Linked DNA regions of Homo sapiens: region 1 is linked to region 2. Evidence: chromatin loops called from intact Hi-C (ENCODE). Cell type or tissue: breast epithelium. All regions are shown on one strand. Each heading gives the region's core, and the rest is flanking DNA. Links, peaks and the distances in the headings are about the cores only.

The links. Hi-C counts contacts between places; a loop is a spot of excess contacts. Peaks named below come from ENCODE experiments on the same cell type or tissue, not always from the same donor. Only the 100,000 strongest peaks of a DNase experiment are listed, where the experiment ranks them.
Region 1: it touches region 2 in a loop (22-fold over the local background); 1 of 110 quality-filtered maps calls a loop at or near these places.

What each region holds. Positions count from the first base shown.
Region 1 is chr16:64,981,204-64,984,122 of GRCh38, forward strand. It overlaps CDH11 (cadherin 11), which reads right to left. Exons shown (of 13, transcript NM_001797.4): 8 at 845-1,098. Among named protein-coding and RNA genes, the nearest start is that of CDH11, 140 kb to the right of the region's middle. In breast epithelium, for the core only: no CTCF peak of the experiment used is centred there; no DNase peak of the experiment used is centred there; H3K27ac peaks cover 16 bases.
Region 2 is chr16:66,249,560-66,252,478 of GRCh38, forward strand. The region is part of intron 1 of LOC105371317 (a long non-coding RNA gene); the gene reads right to left. Among named protein-coding and RNA genes, the nearest start is that of CDH5, 120 kb to the right of the region's middle. In breast epithelium, for the core only: a CTCF peak has its summit at 1,544; a DNase peak (open chromatin) is centred at 1,542; H3K4me3 peaks cover 800 bases; H3K27ac peaks cover 2,164 bases.

The DNA of each region.
Region 1 (2,919 bases), core at 90-2,589, 1.3 Mb before region 2:
CAAGCGATTGTCCTGCCTCAGCCTCCTGAGGAGCTGGAATTACAGGTGCATGCCACCATGCCCAGCTAAATTTTGTATTTTTAGTAGAGGCAGGGTTTCATTACATTGTAAAGGCTGGGTTCGAACTCCTTACCTTAGGTGATCCACCCGCCTTAGCCTTCCCAAAGTGATGAGATTACAGATGTGAGCCACGGTGCCCAGCCACAGTTCTGGATCACATTTTTTTTGTCACAAAAAAAGGTATTCATAATAATAAAATCACCTGAAATTTATTTGGACACTTTACTACTTTTACAAAGTACTCAGCAGCAGTTAGACAGAGCTGGCTTTCCTTGCCTCCTGCTCGGTGGCTGTATCATTCCAGGCAAGTCACTTTGTCTTGCATTGCCTCCAATTTCCTCTCATTTTAAGGACTAGCAATTTATACATCGATTAAGTTGAGGGGATTGATTAGATCACATACCTAACCTCCTCATAGAGTAACCAGAGAATGGGAAGGTATTTAATAAATTGCAATTACTATAATTATTTCACAATAATTATTTATATTTCCCCACAGTCCCCTGAGGCAGACAGGCCCAGCTCAGGGCTCCGTCACCTAGTATGCCTGGGGGAATCTGCTCCAGAGCAAAGTCATGTAGCTTGAACAATCCTATCCAAAAAGTCAGGAACAGAGGTGAAGGGAAGCTCATGTCTTCTAAATCTTAATCTTGTTTACATTCTATTGAACCTGATAAACTTGAACCCTTTTTGAAATTGAAAAACGTGGTTCCTACAGGGCTTTCCCAGAACCTCTTGACTCTAAAATTCCCCATCCAAGCTCTTAAAATAAATCCGTCTGTACCTTATCGGGCTGTTGGCAGCATCAGGGTCTTTGGCATGCACTCTCCCAACCACGGTGCCAGCAGCTGCATTTTCTTGGACTTCGTGGATGTAACTTGGGGCCAAGAACATAGGGGGCTCATCAGCATCTTCTACTGAGATCTTGACGGTCACAGTGTCCTTGAAAGGGCCATTGCTGATAAACTTCGGGTCGATGTGCACGTTGGCTGCCTCTACCTTCAAGCTATAGGCTCTTTTGGTTTCAAAATCTACAGGCTGGCAAGAATGAAGAGAAGATTGACAACCAATTCCTTGAAAGAATAATGGAAGAGAAAGACCCGATTGTTTTATAGGGACGAGTGAATATTCCTCAAAGAGAGAAAATCAGAGTCTACTCAATTTCCAATTACCTGAGCCATTTGGTCAGAAAATCACACAAATCAATTGCTGAAACCTAGAATGTGCTTAATGGGTCATTCGAAGAGCACAACAGACACAGAAAGACCACGTCATCTAAAATGAAACTTATTCTATATAGCAACACTAATGTTGCCCAAATAAGTCACTAAGAATTACCTAAGGAAGGGAATTAAAACATTGCAAAAATACATTTGGTACCTCATTCTGAAAACTAAGAATCCTGGTAACAAAAATACCACTGAATTTCAGCCAAAAAGCATGTCTTGTTTGATGACTGCTTCATACCTCTCCCACCCGCAACCATCCAGCTTGATCATATTGAAAGCTTCATGTTGAAAGTTTCTGACCACGTTGTTTCCCAATGTCTGGGACTCTTACCAGCAGTGGCCCATAAGATGACATAGGGTGGTTTATAGGTAATTTGATAGGTGAGGTTGTCAAATGATATTAACTCACATAGTGAGATAATTCTTTCTTTTCCAAGTCTTTAAATCCTTGACACACCAAGTAGAACATCTCCGTTTTAACACATCTGCTCTGCTTCACAATCTCTTTTGTGAGATATTATGATACAACTCTAGCTAGAATGTAATGGCATCGTTTTGGTTTGATTGCATTTATTTTTAAGTTACCTTCTATTTTTGGCAAGTGACAAGATAATAAGGGAAATGTTTCCTTTTTTAAAATGCTTCTTTTTTTAAAAAAAAAAAGAATGCATATATATTAAAGATGGTCTATTTAAAGAAAAACAAATGAAAGCAGTAAAATTTTACACAAATATGAAAGAAAAAAAATGAGTAGTAGCATTTGAATGGCTGTAGTTATAGGGAAATTGATAGTAAACACTGCCTAATTTTGAATGAGAGGAGTTACAGTGAATCAGTCAGCAAAGGATGGAAAGTAACATTGTAGCAGAGAAACAAGCCCGGCTGCCTGGGAAACAACTTTCTAATTAGTGCTCTGGATGTTGCTGAACTACCAAATGTTTGGAAAGAGTTTCATCTTTTAAGGCGAGCATCTGCCTGCCATGCTGTTGTCATTTGCCTGGCAAACGCTTATTCTGAATGGGCATATAGTCATGGGGCTTATTCCTGATCTAATTTTGCAGTACTCTACACTAAAGCTGATGATCCCAGTTTCAACAGGGTTAAGCAAGTTCAATATCCTTGATACTTTTTCTATCATCTTCCCACCTCCATCTTCCCAGAGTCAGGAAACACTACCTTTTCCTAAATCTAAATCTGCCCCCAGCCTTTCCATCATCCTGGGACCCAGCAGTTCCTTTATCCTTGGCTAGGTTACTGAGCAGCAGAAAGGAATGATATTTATAGGCTGAACATACAAGATTGCTGCAACTTCTAAAAAATCCTTTCAAATATTAGATAGCATTAAACACTGGAATATGATAGTTCTGAGACTGGGTAATTTATAATCAGAAAAGTGGAAATTTTCTAATATCACATAGTCTGTTGATCTTGCTAGAGCAGAAACTTTTGTACTTGGTTTAGGCATATGCCTGAGAACCTGGAGCTATTTTCCCACTGGGAAGCCCTGTGGGTGTTGAGGATAATATCCTCATGCTGCAGTTTCACATCCCAAGCTAGGCTCTCCAGGCCTTTGCAGAGGTTTATGTGGGATGTACTTTCCCAGTTTGGCGAGATTCCAAGTCTGGTAGTC
Region 2 (2,919 bases), core at 117-2,616:
GTTTGCTCTGCGGACCCAACCGATTTTGTCGCAGGCTATTGTATGTTCTTCAAGCCCACTGAATTCTCAGAAAAATCACTTACTATCCCCCTAAAATCACCCACACTTCCCCATCTCCCTTTCCCCTAAGAAAGCAGGGTATATAAGCATCTGTATCCCACTGATCAATCACTGGGATTCTCACTGTGTGCACAGTAGTCATAAATTTGTTTGCCTTTTCTCTTAGTAATCTGCCTTTTTGTGAGTTGATTTTTCAGCAAATCTTCTGAGGGCAAAGCCGGAAAGCCTTCCCTTTGCACCCACAGTAGATACATAATAAATGCCCCTAATAGACACCATAATAAAAACTCTTTTTCTTCCTTAAAGGTACCCACCTTTCTTGGTGGTGGAGAGAGAGGAAGTCCGAAACACAAATCACTGCAGTATATGACTGACTCCAACAGGTTAGGCAAGTCGGGAGCCACAGAAGGTCTTTGAGCAGCAGAGAGGGATGGCAAGAGCTGCACCACAGGCAGAGAAGCAATACCACCTGTAGCACTGAGCACTTGAAATGTGGCTAGTCCACACTGAAACATGCTGTAGGTATAAAATGCACACTGGATGTCCAAGATTGAGTGCCATAAAAAGAATATAAAATACTCATTAATAGCTTTACAGGCCAGGCACAGTGGTTCATGCCTGTAATCCCAGCACTTTGGAAGGCCAAGGCAGGAGGATTACTTGAGGCCAGGAGTTTGAGACCAGCCTGGGCAACACAGTGAGACTCTGTCTCCACAAAAAATAAAAAAAATTAAAAATTAGCCAGGTATGGTGGCTTGAGCCTGTAGTCCCAGCTATTCAGGAGGCTGAGGTGGGAGGATCGCTTGAGCCCGGGAGTTGGAGGCTGCAGTGAGCTGAGATCACGCCACTGCCCTCCAGCCTGGGTGACAGAGCAAGATCCCATCTCAAAAAAAAAAAAAATAGTTTTTATACTGATTACATGTTGAAATGATACTATTTTGAATATATTACATGAAATGAAATATATTTTTAAATGAATTCTACCAGTTTCCTTCTCTTTTTTAATGTGGCTGCTAAAAAATTCAAAATTATATACATGGCTCACATTATGTTTCCATTGGACAGCACTGGCCCTGGAATGTTTGCCGGATGTATCAGAGCACGGCTGGGGGCAGCAACAACATCTGGGCCATTTCATTCCAGCCAGACTGCTGATGTCCCCTTAGCCCCACCCTGCCTCTCCCACTGCACTGCTAGTTCACTGAGTAATTAACATGCCTTGAAGCAAAAAGCCCCGGCTCCTGAATGTGCTTGACAATGCTCAGAGAGTTTTACAAAGTTGTGTCAACAGGAAACATCCAGACAGTGTTCTCAAACACCCCATGTTATCCAGAGGAGGGATCCAGCGCCAAAGTGCCTGGCTCTTAGCCCCGTGATCTCGTGGCCACAGCTCCGTCCCAGCAGCAGCTATTTCACAAGGTAAATTAAAAAGCAACCAGCATTTTCCTCTCCAACTGGCACCAAATGGATTGTTTTTCTGTAACTATTTCCCTGGTGGAGAGCTCCCTAAAGCCTGCAGGATCTATCCCAACGGACTGCATGCCTGATGCTTCCAGGGATGGAGAATGCACAAAGCAGATATTGTTCCCCTGCACTTGGCTTTGGTCTGCATGCCCCAGGCTCAGACTTGAAATTCAAACCAACAATGCCGCTGACCTTCTGGGTGGGGACCTTGAAACTATGCCTCTCCTTTTCTCTGTCAGCAAAATGGCAATGCTGGGTTGCACGGTCTGGAATATTCTGGGAGAAGGCATGCTACCAGGGCAGTTAAGTGGATGTGTTCTGCAGTCAGAAGGGCCAGGGTTCAAGTCCCGGTTCTGCCACCAACAGGCCAGGCGGCCTGGGGCAAATTACTTTGCCTGTGTGAGCCTGTTTTTTCATTTGTAAAATGGGAATGCAGAGAGGGATGATCTCATGGATTGCTGGGTGGTAGGATTAGATAATGGGGGAAAGATATGTAGTGAGATATTTGGCACCTAGGAAGCACCAAATAAAGTCATCCAATAAATAAAGACTTCACAGTTTGTTTTGGAAGCATTTGTCCAAGCCTCAGAAGGCCTTGGTCCATGCTGGGGTCTCATATCTCTTCCAGCTGCTGCTAAGCAACTCGGGATGCTCAGATTCTGATGCTGCTTCCAGATCCAGAGGATCTGCACCCAGCAAAGGCAGGGACAGGGAGGGGCGAGGGAGAGGGCTCTCTCTGGGGATGCTTTCAAACTAGAAGGAAGCAAAGCTGCGACTGGCGGGTTGGGAGGGGGTCACAAATCTAGACAGGAACAATGCTGTCATTTCGTTTTAGAAATTCCTTAATCTTACTATTTTTTATTTACATTTCAGTAGTCACATTTTGAACATTCAATGTCTTCGGGCAGAAACAAAAATTTCTCAGAACTGTCAGTGACTGGGTGGCCCTATGGCCTCTTAGCTAAATTTGTGTTTGTTTTTTGGTGGTGGTGGTGGTTTTTTTGTGTGTGTTTGTTTTTTAACAGAGTTTCACTCTGTTGCCCAGGCTGGAGAGCAGTGGCACAATCTTGGCTCACTGCAAACTCCACCTCCCGGGTTCAAGTGGTTCTCTTGCCTCAGCCTCTCGAGTAGCTGGACTATTAGCACCCATCACCACATCTGGCTAATTTTTGTATTTTTAGCAGAGATAGGGTTTCACCATGCTGGCCAAGCTGGTCTCGAACTCCTGACCTCAAGTGATCAGCCCCTCTCGGCCTCCCAAAGCGCTGGGATTACAGGCATGAGCCACTGTACCTGGCCAAATTTGTGATGTTAAATAAATGCTCTCTCTCTCTACTGAAGTCAAGAGAAAAGCAAGATATTTGAGGCTTGCTTCATCTTTCTCTAGGATTTTCT